2 separate regions of the Mus musculus genome follow, and region 1 is linked to region 2. Evidence: chromatin contacts called from ENCODE Hi-C or POLR2A ChIA-PET data. All regions are on one chromosome and are shown on one strand. The core of a region is the stretch at or near the end of the contact, and the rest is flanking DNA. Distances in the headings are between cores, read along the strand shown. Region 1 holds the start of Atmin (ATM interactor). Region 2 holds the start of 1700030J22Rik (RIKEN cDNA 1700030J22 gene).

The links. A loop is a pair of places that touch in the nucleus more often than their neighbours do. ChIA-PET counts read pairs that join two places held with the same protein, here RNA polymerase II (POLR2A).
Region 1: a loop to region 2 is called in a map of left cerebral cortex, with 10 times the contacts of the local background. The contact joins the promoter of Atmin here to the promoter of 1700030J22Rik in region 2. A Hi-C loop is called at or near these places in 26 of 37 maps with a recorded cell type or tissue (Patski, T-helper 1 cell, T-helper 17 cell and 9 more). POLR2A ChIA-PET finds 5 or more read pairs at or near these places in 4 of 5 experiments (Patski and embryonic stem cell).

The regions. Positions count from the first base shown.
Region 1 is chr8:116,938,335-116,944,857 of GRCm38, reverse strand. Atmin (ATM interactor) reads right to left here and starts at 1,465. Exons shown (of 4, transcript NM_177700.4): 1 at 1,108-1,465. The coding sequence starts at 1,431. It overlaps Cenpn (centromere protein N), which reads right to left. Exons shown (of 12, transcript NM_028131.3): 11 at 4,288-4,414; 12 at 3,355-4,023. The coding sequence ends at 3,941. It also overlaps a transcript of Cmc2 not described here.
Region 2 is chr8:116,975,268-116,981,531 of GRCm38, reverse strand. It overlaps 1700030J22Rik (RIKEN cDNA 1700030J22 gene), which reads left to right and starts at 2,573. Exons shown (of 3, transcript NM_027103.3): 1 at 2,573-2,753.

The DNA of each region.
Region 1 (6,523 bases), core at 216-2,715, 36 kb after region 2:
GACAACACTGAAGGCTGGTGACCGTTGTTGAATGCAAGTTGTAAGGAGCTGAGGGATTAGGCCATGGAATTATTACAGGCACACTCACTCTCCACCCCCCTAAATCATGGTGAGAGAAAGAGAGAATTTAACATTTAGGATGAAAGAGGAAGCTTCAGGTTGGAGCCTGTAGTGAGTTGTGTTCTGGAACGAGGCTCAAACCTTTACACAGAACTTCCTCAGCTTGCCCCTGCTGACATTTCCTGACTGACCTTTCCCTGACATCACTGTTGCCTTTTGTTGGCCTTACTACACTTATTGGCCTTACTACAGAGTAAAACCTAAAAGTTACAGTTGGGGAGTTCTCAGGGGTGGGGGTGGGGGATGCCCACGGTGAATTCACCTGCAGGTCAGAGAGATCCTGCAACCCTCCAAGTAATGACTCAAATCTGACCAGGGGAAAGGCGCACAAAACTGCTTTCAGTGACTTGCGTTTTCCAGTTGGAGCACTGGGGGCACTGAGATCTGACGGTGAAAGGAAGCTTTCTACTGTAAAAGCTGAGCAGCTGTGACTTAACAGGTCTGGCATGGGGGCCCTAACATCTGATTTCCTCCCCCAAGCTTCCAGAGTATACCATGGGTTTGAAAGCCACCGTCCCCATTTATGTAACACGGAGAGGTCTTGGTCAGACATCCGTCATACCAGCTACCGGTGAACCTCCTCCTTACAGATCCACGGGAGAAACCTCCCTCCCCTCTCCTTCCTGCGCAGAGTTGATCTCAGCAGCCTCGTGAAACTTGCAGCTCAAGTGCCCAGAGTCCAACCCAACCCGCAGCCGCTTTTGAGTGACCAGGTAGGACCCACCGGCAGTTTCGTGGGAGGGGCGGAAAGCCTGCGGGGTTGCATCTGGGTGCCTTGGCGACATCACCTGTCGCTCATCCTTGGAACCTGAGTAAACAGGCAGGCTCCCCGAGGTGTTGTGGGCACGCCACCGAGAAGCTGCTTGCCCGGTGCGTTGTGCGCGCTCCCCCGCGCTCTCGCCGTGCTCGGTCGGTCGGGCGCAGGTGGCAGGGCACGGCGCAAACCCCGCACACCCCGCGCCCGCGTCCCCGCCGCGGCCCGCTCACCTGCAGTCGGTGGCTCTTGACGAGGTGCATGTTGAGCGCAGGGCTGTTGGGCAGGATCTTGCCGCAGCCGCGCACGGTGCACAGAATATTGGTGCGCACAGCCCGGGACAGCTCGCTCACAGTCGGCTGGATCAGCTCCCGGGCCGGTGGCACCGGGGCCGCGGCCCGAGCCCTGGCCGGTCTCGGCCGGCTGCCTTGCAGTCGCGACTCGGGCGGCCTCCACGGGCTAGAGGCGGCGGCGGCTCCCCGCGTGCTCGCCGGCGTGGCCGGGACACCCGGGGCCGGACCCGCAGAATCGGCCGCCGCCGCCTCCGTGGCCGCCATGGCTCCCGCACGGCCGCCAGGCCCCTCTCGCAGTGCCCGCCCCCGCCGCAGCCACTTCCGGCAGGGGGCGGGGCCTCCGGGCTCATTAGCATCCGGCCGGTCGGTGGCCGCAGCGCCGCCCGCCGGCCGCGGCGAGCGCGTGTTGGAGGTTGAAGTCCCATGTGCTGGGAGAACAGGTGAATTGGATAGGTTCCATGAACCCACACTTTCTACTTCCTAGGGACCTGAGCTCAGGCAACAGCTGGATAGAAGAGAAAGAGATGCTTTCAGGTTTAACCTTTTTTTTTTGACCGTTGATTTATTGTTATTAGGAATAAATTTTATATTGTAGACTATTTGATTAGCATGCTTAAGGCCCTGGATTTGATCGGTAGCACACTAAAAACAAAACAAAACAAACTTATCTTATTCTTTGAGGCCCCGCCTGGCCTCAGAATCCCCATATAATCAAGGAGTCCTTGAACTCCTTATTCTCTTACCACTACCTCCATACTCCTGGGGTTTTACTAAGCCTAGTGGTAGCGTTAAAGATTGAACCCAGTGCCTTAGACGTGTACTCTGCCAGCTGAGCTACAGCCCAGCCCCCACAGACTAATTCTCTCTTATCTCTGAAGAGGGAAGAGTCTGAGGTGGATCTAGTCGGCTGAAAGCAAGGTGTCAGCTGGGCTTGTTCTTCCAAGGATCTTGCCTTTTTCAGCGTCTAGAGGTCACCTGCATTTCTTTGCCAATGGGCCTTCCTTTACACCAAAATCAGGAATGGGAAGTTGAGTCTGTCACATTTCATAACCGACATCTATCGTCATCATGCCACCTACTACATTGGACCTGGGTATCACAGGGCCAATGGGCTCAACTGCAGAGTCCCTTTGCCTTGGGGACATACTCAGACTCCAGGAATTCTGAAGCAGGCATTTTTGAGAATTGTTCAGCATGACGCTAGGCTTTCTTGTTCAGATTCCAGGTCCAGATTCCTGCCAACTGTACCAGGGAGAGTTACGAAGTAGAATAAATACCCCAGCAAGTGCAAGGGCTTCGGCAGTTCCCATTCAGCCACTCATGAACCTTGTGGGCAGAATGACTTCTTTGTATGTGACTGACTGGTCGGGAGAGTGGTCAAAGGGAGCTAGTGGGGCTAGGGGGATGGCTCTGTGGTTAAGAGCACTTAATGTTCTTACACAAGACAGGTTTGATTCCAAGCACCCAAATGGTGGTTTACAACCATCCATAACTCCAGTTCCCAGGCACGAATGTGGTATACATACACAGATGCAAACAAAGCACTCATACAAATAAAATCAAACCATCCCCCCTCCCCCTTAAAAAGGTATGTATGGAGGAAATGTCTTTAAGCCTTAGTTAGGGTTTCTATTGTGATAAAACACCGTGACCAAAAAGCAAGTTGGGGGAGGAAAGGGTTTATTTGGCTTAGACTTCCAGATTGTAGCCCATCACTGGAGGAAGTCAGGACAGGAACTCAAACAGGGTAGGGATCCGGAGACAGGAACTGATGCAGAGGCCATGGAGGGGCGCTGCTTACTGGCTTGCTCAGCCTGCTTTCTTATAGAACCCAGGATCACCAGCCCAGGGATGGGACCATCTCTCTCATCAATCACTAATTAAGAAAATACCCTTCAGCCTGAAAATACCCTTGCCTGCAGCCTGATATTAGGAAGGCATTTCCTGAAACTGAGATTCCCTCCTCTCAGACAACTCTAGCTTGTATCAAGTTGACGTGAGAACTTGTCAGCACAAAGCCCAAATACTCAGATCACTGAGGGACGAGGGAAGCGCCTGACATGTCTGACCAAGCTAAAACTTAAAATGGTTCCATATCGGATGACCCACAGCCTGTACACATTACTGTATAAGTATTACTTAGTCCTTTCACGACTATTTGTATATTCATCCAAAGGAACTGATAATGCGTTTGTCAGTATCTTTATTCACAGATCAGTGATGCTCAGTTTCAGTGTGCCATGGATAAAAGATCACGAGAAGCATATGTATATTAGGAATATGTATAATAGAGAAGTTGTTTTACACAAAGAGGCCGTTAGATATGCAGCCTTGCGTAGTAGCCTCCAGCTTCCCTCTGACTCTCCTAGTTTGGGGTTGGGTAGCTTCTTGGTTCTTCTGTGATCAAGGGTGTGTAACAGAGATCCCACAGGGACGGACTTCTGAGGAGAAGCAGCAGCGGGAGGAAGGACAGGAGGTGCCTACAGAGTCAACCCATGCTCCACTTCTGTGCGTGCCAGGGTTGAGGCCAACCTGCAGCCTCCTGCGTGTGCGTGCACATATTTATCACTTGTCAAATGCCCACAGCTGCTGCACTTAATAGACGGGAAGAGAGAGGGCATGCACGGATGAAGGACAGATGCAGTCCCAATCGTTCATTAAAAACACCGAATGTCCGACGCCAAGGATTGGCTTCTAAGACACAAGACTGTACACAGAAGCTGGTCGGTTATAACTGGACCTGCATGTGCAGCGGAAGCCAAGCCATATGTATTCATTTATCTCTAATTTTAAAATAATTCATTTTCTTGCTCGGTATGCAGGTGAGCAGGGGAGAAAGTGGTGCATCTGCAATTCCTGAAAACAAGAAAACGAAACATAAGAATGACCACGGGGACACTCAGTCTAAACACGGCTACGGTCAGAAAGAGTTATGGGCACCTTCTCCTACCCCCTAATAGGCACAGACACGAAAAGGGGAAAAGGGCTGGAGGGGAAGCAGACTGGAGAGGAGGGAGGGCTCAGAGGGAACCGGCTTACAGGGAACCAGATGGCCATCTCCCGAGAAGCAACAGCCACTGGTGATATCTGGCTGGCCCGTGACATAAACTGACCACTTACCGGCTGGAGCTAAGGATTTCAAGGCTTCCAAAAGATGTGGACTGGAGAACTTTACAAGGCACCGGAAGGGCTCTTTCCTGTCGGCCAAGAGGCCCCCACCTATGTTACTCTTGAACTTGGTTTCCAGCTGTCAAAAATATATGTATTTGTAAATGATGGTTAAGTTCTGGGATCAGCTGGGATGGTGAGAGATAATGAACCAATTATGTATTTCATTAATTCCTACACACGGATTAATACACACAAAGCCCATTTAACTTAACTGCACAGGCAGAAAGCATCTGTTATAGGAAGGATGTCCAGCAGAAAGTGCCAGCGCTGTATCTGGCTCATAGCAGAGGCTGGCTGTCAGAGCAGCCCTCAGCACAGTACTCACCTACTGTGGGAACTAAAAAGGGGTTGAGGGAAAGAGGGGGGGAGGGAGGATAGCCCATGTCAGGCCAGAGTTCCACCTATGCTCTTTCCACTCAACCCTGGCTGGGCATCTAAGCCACTGACTCCATTTGATGGGGGTGTGAGTGGGGTGTGGGTGTGGTGGACAAGGGGCAGCCCCCGACTGGGGGCCCGGGGCTACACCCTGTAGCCCCGGGAATATGGGAGAGAGGGCTGAGGGAGAGAGGTTCCCACACAGGCGAGAGTCTGCACAGAGGGCCTTGATGAGCAGAGACGGTCTATGGTTTTAGAGCTTTATTATAGAAAGGAAGGGGGAAAGAGAGAAGGTAGAAAAGAGAGAGAGACAGAGAGACAGAGAGAGACAGGCTATGGCTAAGAGGAGAGAAGGGAGGAAAAGGAGAGAGAAGAAAGGCTAGAGAATAAGAGGGAGGGAGAGGGAGAGAGAGGAGAGAAGACAAAGAGAGAGGAGTGAGAGCGCAAGGAGGGGCCAAACAGCCCCCTTTAAAGTATGTTGCTACCTTTTCTGCTGCTAGGAAACTGGGGAGGAGTCTAGCCTAAAGATTAGAAGCTTGGAACATGGCCTATGTGACTGCTAGCCACACACTTCTCCTGTGGGGGGTGGGGGGGGGGTAACTTCGACAGGAGCCAGAGTCCCAGACATAAGAGAACTCCTTCGGTCCCAAGTAGGTAAATTAACACCACCAGGTCCCAGGGTTCAGACCTCAGCTCGACTGGAAACCAGCCTGTCTGTGTATAGTCCAATGCCCCACAATCTACAGGGGAAGCTCTGTCCACACTTCCCTCAGCATAGCACCCCAGCTGTGGGAGAAGCCAAAGTCTGTGCTGCCCACAGGCGCCTGACCGTTACATTCTGCATTCAAATAAAGGCACTAAATCTCAGGGCTGGAGAAAGGGCTCAGTGGTTAAGAGCACTTGCTGTTCTTGTCGAGGACCTAAGTTAGGTTCCTAGGACCCGTAAGGTGGCTTTCAACCATCTGTCCCTAACTCCAGTTACAGGGGATTCTACACTGACTTCTGGACTCTGCACTGGACACACATACACATCCAGGCAAAACACTTATACACAGAAAAAAAAAAAACTTAGGTTTTTATTAAGGAAGACTCAGACATTCCTAGATGTAGTTGCACATCCTTATAGTCCTAGCTCCCAGGAGGATGAGTCAAGGAGGGCTCCACGTTTGAGGGAGGCAGACACTATCTCAACAGCCAAATGCACCCCAGAGCCTCCCAACCCAACCACACACATCACCCAGAAGGCTGTGAGTCCCACGTGCGTATCGTCCAGGTGAACCTGTTACCTCCCCAACTTAAGTGATTCTTAAAACCTGAGGCCCTGTGCTGAAACATCTGCAGGATGCTTAATGTTTGCAATAAATTCAACCTGTAGCCACCGGTGAGTTAAAGTGGACAAATCGCTCAGTGGTCCTCTAAGTCGTTTTCTGAGGTTGGAGAACATCAGGTGAGAGGAAATGACTGCGCGCCTAGACTAACAGAACTTAACCACTCTAAGATGTGAACAAGCAGTCGATCTTGCACACCAGTGGCTCTCCGAGAGCAGCCAGGAGCATGCAAAACATGGCTGGCTGGGTAGACCTCTCCTAAACCAGGAGGAACAGGATGGAGCTAGGAGCTATGCTTCCTCCCCGTTCCCAAGTGACTGGTTCCACCGCTCCAGAGAGCACACACCGAGAGCTACTGTCTACCTAAGAGTGGTGGCCACACCTGCGACAGAAAGGAAGCAGGAGCGTCAGAAAGTCGAGGCCACCTTGGCTACACAGTGAATGTGAGGCTTTTCTAGACTACAAGACCTTATCTGAAAAAA
Region 2 (6,264 bases), core at 1,324-3,823:
CTGATGCCTTCTATTTCTGAAGGAATCACAGGCACATAAGATGCTCAAGCTCAGGGCGAGGTTTACCCATGGTTCTCTGTGTGCATTGACCTTTAGAGAGGGGAATAGGTGTCAACTGGTCAGCAGTGCACACGGTGTGTCTGCACATGGTCAACAGTGCACAAGGTGTGTCTGAACTTCCATCCTGTTCAGGTTTCTATTTAGTAGCCATAGACACTAGAACTTTCTGAAACTGGCTTAAACTGTTGTTTACAACTCAAGTGCACTTACTGCCACCGTAGTTTCTGAAAGCTGATATGGCGCACTCTAACGTCAACTATAAAAATGCTGACTGGGAGTTTGGGATTACACATGCACACTGATATGAATGTATAACTGGCTTGGTGTCTCCCAACACTTAGAAGGTGGAGACCAGAAGGTCAGGAGTTCAAGGTCATCTTTTAGCTACAGATCCCATGGCCAGCCTGGGCTCAGATGAGCTCAAATAAAAACAAACTCCACTACCAAACCAAACCCCTCGGTGACACCCCCCACCCTCTCAAGGAAAGTGGGTAGACTGCTCTAGCATATCTCCTCGGACTACAGCATGCAATTCTATACTTATTTGCTTTAGCCTGGCTCTCATGTAGTCCAGGCTGAACTGGAGGGTAGAGAGTCAAGGACCACCTTGACTCCAGAGTTTCCTGCTTTCAACTTCCATGGGCTGGACTAAAGGCATGCACCACCACACCTGGCATACTTTCTTTCTTTGCCATTTTTTCTTTAGTCTTTGTCTATTTTCTTAACATCTTTGAATGTTTTCAAAGAATTAAAACCTCAGAAATATAGTAGGGGGAAGGGGGGGCTGGTGATGGAGAGATGGTTTAGTGGTCAAAAGCTCTGGCTGCCCTTCCAAAAGACCTGGGTTCAGTTCCCAGGATCTGCATGGATGTTTATGAATGCCTCTAACACCAGTTCCAAAGTATCCGATCCCGCTTTTAACCGCCATGGACACCAGGCATGGAAGTAGTGCACCGACACACATTCATCCAGAATGCCAATACACTTAAAAAATAATTAAAGTTAAAAAAAAAAATTGTTCACAAGGTATTAAATCGTAAAACTCCACAAAACAAAGCAACACTTTGGAGGCTGACTATGTTGGGTTTTAGTAGAACCACTAGAGGGCGCCCCACACAGTATCTGGTATGAAAAAGACCAGTGGTATGGAACTGCAGACTCTGCTGCAGCAGACTGGAAAATTTGACCTGCCCCCTTCCCCACCCCCACTTCTGAGCTTTTCTGTGGCTGTTGAAAAGACTTGTCTACCTTCGGTTGTAAAGATCATGGTTGAGTGGCCAGGTCTGGTGGCATGTGCTTGTAATTCCAGCATTCAGAGACAGAAGGAAGCTGTTGGAGGCCAGACTAGACGTCATAGTGAAAGCCTACCTCAAAACACCGAGGAACGGAGACACATCTTGGTGACAGACTCGCTGTCTAGCAGGCGAACCTAGAAAACAATGAAAGAGTGTGTCTTTATGACTGTCCAGTATGAACATGGTGTACATACATATACACAGGCAGAACACTCATACGCATAAATCCAAAAATACATAGAAAATTTTAGAAATATGTGTCATAGCCCATTAGATACGCTGGTATAGCAATATAATTACAATATCTATCATATATGCTTGTTAAAGTATTTCCCTCATATATATGGGGGAAATAACAAATATTCACAGTCTAGAAGAGGACTTTGTTCCAACTTCATGTGTCATATACATCACATCTTTAGAGGCCGTTAATGCTATAAATCTATGCTATCGATTGTATATATGCTATACTGTATATATATTATATAATGCTATAAGTGTAAAAAGTAGTAATTCTTAGCCATTTTTTCCAAAAGCCTTTGACTCAGCCTGCTTTTGGAGACTTGTTTTCTTAATACTTTTTAAACCAGAAAGCAAAGGGACCTTGGAACTAGACATGAGTTGGGCACCAAGGGCAGCATAGTGGAGAAGTGGGCGGCCCCCTCGCGAGAAACTGCTGCTTCTGCCCCACTAAAGTGGGCAGCACCAAAAAGAACAAAACCAGAAATCCTTCCTGTCAGCAGGTGTGGAAGCCCACGCCCTCGATCCCTTCAATGTTGATTTAGGACATCGAGGAAGGAGGGTTGCCATGAGTTCGAGACCGCACCAGGCTACAAAACAAGGAAGACTCGGTCTCAAAATTATGCAACTAGGAATGAGTCGTCCCGCGAAGTTCTGCTCTCGCTTTCAACACGGGATCCCAAGAAGGAAGGGACGATTCTGCCCAAAGGAAGAAGTGGCCAAATCTCCAGACACTGTTTGTGTGGCCTCTGAGGCATTCCTTCTAGAAGGCAAAAGGCTGTTGCAGCGCAACTTGGCCGCCCAACGTCGCCAGTGCCTGCGAAGCTCTCGAAGCGTCTGGCAACGCGGCACCTAGCAACCACGCACAGAGCGACGGGAATGCTCCTTAGCCCCGCCCTCAGAGGGGACTCCGCCCTTGAGCTGGTTTGTTGCGGGGTTACGTCACTTCCGGCATGCCTGCACCTAGGCCCGCCTCCGACGCGGCCGTAACCTAGGGCAACAGCCCGGCTCTTGGGGGCCGCGACTTGCCGCTCCGGACCTTCCTTACCTCGCGGCCCCGTAGGAGCGTCTGAGTGGCTGTGGCCACGTCCTCACCCCGGGGAACACTCCCTAGACACTTCACGGGCGGCAGAGCCGCGGAAGGAAGCAATCTTCAGGGTGGGTAAGCGAGACGAAGATGGGGTACGGTTCTGGGGTAGCCTGGACTGGGCGGGGCCTAGGGAGCCGCTTGGGCCTCAGGGAGGAGCCGTTTGATAGGCGTGGTCTGTGGGGGCGTGGTTGAGGTTTCAATGGAAGGAGCTTGATGCAGCCCTCTTGATCTTCTGAAGGAAGGGTAAACTCTCAGCTTGTAGCGTGTAGGGAGCCTCTTGGAGGGAGGGAAGGAACTTATGCGGCATGAAGGAGTGTGCAGGGACTATTAGTAAAAGGGAGAAACCAGGTGGGAAGGCGTGGGCGCGAGATTCCGTCTGCCGTGAGCCTTGGGAGCCCTCAGAAGGCCATCCTTTCAGGACCCAGCCCTTAGTGAATTCAGAGAGCCGGAAAAAAAGGGGCGGAATGAAACCCCGTCCAAAACAGAAATCTAGAACCTAGGCAAAAATGAAAAAGGGCACGAGTTGGAAATGGTTGACATAGAAATGGCACACGCCCTACCCTGCAAGTGGAATTATTGGCTGTTGTAAGTTGCTATGTGGGTGCCAGGAACGAACGTGGGTCTTTGGCAAGAGTAGCAAGTGCTCTTAACTGCTGAGCCATTTCTCCAGCCCTCAGTCACCTTATTTTTATTTATTTATTTATTTATTTTTTTTTTTTTGAGACATGTTCTCTCGCTGAACCCAGAGTTCACTGATTTGGCTAGCCTGGCTAGCTGGCAAGCTCTAGGAATCCTCCTGTCTCTGCTTCCTGGCGCTGGAATTAAAGGCTTTCATTCATTATAGCAATTGGCTTTTTGTGTGGGTACTGGGGCCCTTAACTCTGTTTTCTCTACCTGTGTGGCAAGCACTGTATGACGGAGCCATCTTCTTTCTCAAGCCCATTCGAGAAGAAATGCATGGGCTTGTAAGCCAGGAAGCCTAACCTGAAAATGGTAAGCTTCAGGCTCACTGAGAAACTGTCTCAAGGGACTAAGGCAGGTGAGGAAGAGAGCAGGGGTACCTGATGTGCACACCATGTGTGTAAAAACACGAGTTTAAGAAAATGGAAAAATATGGGCTGGAAAGATAGCTAAGGAGTTTAAGAGCACTGGCTGCTCTTGCAGAGGGCCCAGGTTCAATACCCAGAACCTACATGGTAGCTCATGACTAACTCGAGTTCAGAGGATCCAATGCTCTTCTCTGGTCTCCTAGCATGCAGGGCTCGCAGCCTGCGGTACACAGACATGCTGGCAAAACATCCATACATATAAAAAAAATTTTTAAATAAGGAAAGAAAGGTAGCAATACAGACCTCCTGCATTCTAACAGAACAGTAAATTGGTATATAATTTGTGAGAAATCACAAGCGAGCCATTTAAGTACTTGGCTTAATCCCAGCACTTAAGAAACAGAGGCAGAGCCGGGCATTGTGGCGCATGCCTTTAATCCCAGCACTTGGGAGGCAGAGGCAGGCAGATTTCTGAGTTCGAGGCCAGCCTGGTCTACAAAGTGAGTTCCAGGACAACCAGGGCTACACAGAGAAACCCTGTCTCAAAAAACAAAACAAAACAAAATAAAAAAACAAAAAAAGAAGCAGAGCCAGAAGGATTGCTCCAAGTTTAAGGCCAGCTCTGTCTCAAAACACATTAGAGCGGCTGGAGAGATGGCTCAGTGGTTAAGAGCACTTGTTTTGCAGAGAACCCAAGGTTTGATTCCCAGCAACTACGTGGTGGCTCTCAGTTGTCTGTTATTCTAATGCTGTCTTCTGGTCTCTGAAGTACAAGGCACACATGGAGTGTACATATGTAGGCAAAACACTCATACACACAACACAGATAAACCTAATACAATTTAATTTGTTTGTATTTCTTAAGTGTTCACCTGTATGTGTGTGTGTGTGTAGCACATATATGCAATGCTGCCAAGGGAGGGAATCAGATTCTCTGGACCTGGAGTTACAGACAGTTGTGAATTGCCATATGGGTGTTGGGAACTGAACCTGGGTCCTCTGCAAGAGCAACAAATGTTCTTAATTGCTGAAGGACCGCTCCAGTCTCCCAAATAATAAACAGACAAACAAATCTTTACAGTATTCTTTTGTTTGTTTGTTTGTTTGAGACAGGGTTTCTCTGTGTAGCCCTGGCTGTCCTGGAACTCACTCTGTAGACCAGGCTGGCCTCGAACTCAGAAATCTGCCTGTGCTGGGATTAAAGGCGTGCGCCACCACGCTCGGCAAAACAAACAAATCTTAAAAAGAAAACCGAACCAAAACAAAAAGATGAAACCACACATCTCTGGCTTTGGTGATTTTATTTTTATTTTGGCAGTGCAGGCAGGGGGAGGGCGATGAGGGAAGATTGAGACAGGCCTTGACTGCCTCCTGCCTCAGCCTCCCACAATGGGGGGACAGACATGCGCTGTCATATCTAACTCTAGTTGATGCTTGTGTTTTGTCAACTGTTAATGTGATTAGATGAAAGGAACAGTAGCAGAAGTTGAAGGTGTGTTTATAGTCGGAAAACTTAAAATTGAAGCCATGAACTAACTGACTCATTCACTGTTAATTCTAAGGCTGGAAAGGAGAGCACCTCTGCTCTTACAGAGGACCCCATCTGGTACCTCATAACTGCCTGTATCTCCAGTTCTCAGAGCAGCAATGTCTCTGGTCTCAATGGGCACGCACAGCCCAGCACTTGCAAACTACCACCCCCCTCGGTACACTCACACTCACGCAATATACTTAAAATAATAAAAAAAGTTATCAGTGCAATTGGGCGTTTATATGTTAGCATACATGTATCACGGGACTGTGCCTAGGCTTGCATGTGGCGGGCACAAGACAGCTTCCTGGAGTTGATTTCCGCTTCCACCTCCTGTTTTTTTCTGTTGTGCTGTGTATTCTAGGCTGGCTGGCTAATGAGCTTCCAGGAGGTTCTACAGCCAGTGCCTTCCATTTCACTGGGAGTGTGGGAGGAGTTACAGACCGAGCTCAGTGTCTGTCTGTCTCTCTCTCAATTAAATCCTGTGGCTTCTGGGGATTGTGCTTGGGTCATCAGGTTTGTACTGTGAGAGCTTTTACCTGCCAAGTCATCTCACTGGCCCTGAATTTTTTTTTTAATTAGGAAAAGGGCAGCCACATTCTCTTGCTGTGGAACATTAGTTTCTGCCTGAGAAACCTGAGTGTTCTCAAGTGGCGTATAATGAATTGCGATGCAGTGATCTGACCACACTTTGACCAGTTTCCCCTCCGTCAAAGGAGCCAGTGCAGGTCCTGGGTAACGTACAATGCTGTTTATAAACAACTCCCGAATTTCCTGTGCTGCAGTGTAATGGAGTGCAGCTGGGCTGTCTTCTTAGACCCTCGTGGGGTCCAGTGTCTGCTGCATCGTGGGGCTCACCCTAAACTACTTTCTTCATCCTTTGCTGGTCCTCACTCTCAGTCTGCACAGACACCTTCAGATTCTTTTCAGGACAGGCACAGCTGGAAAGGGCTCCTGGGATTGTGAACTGTGGCTGGATGGCAGGATCCGTTCCTCTTT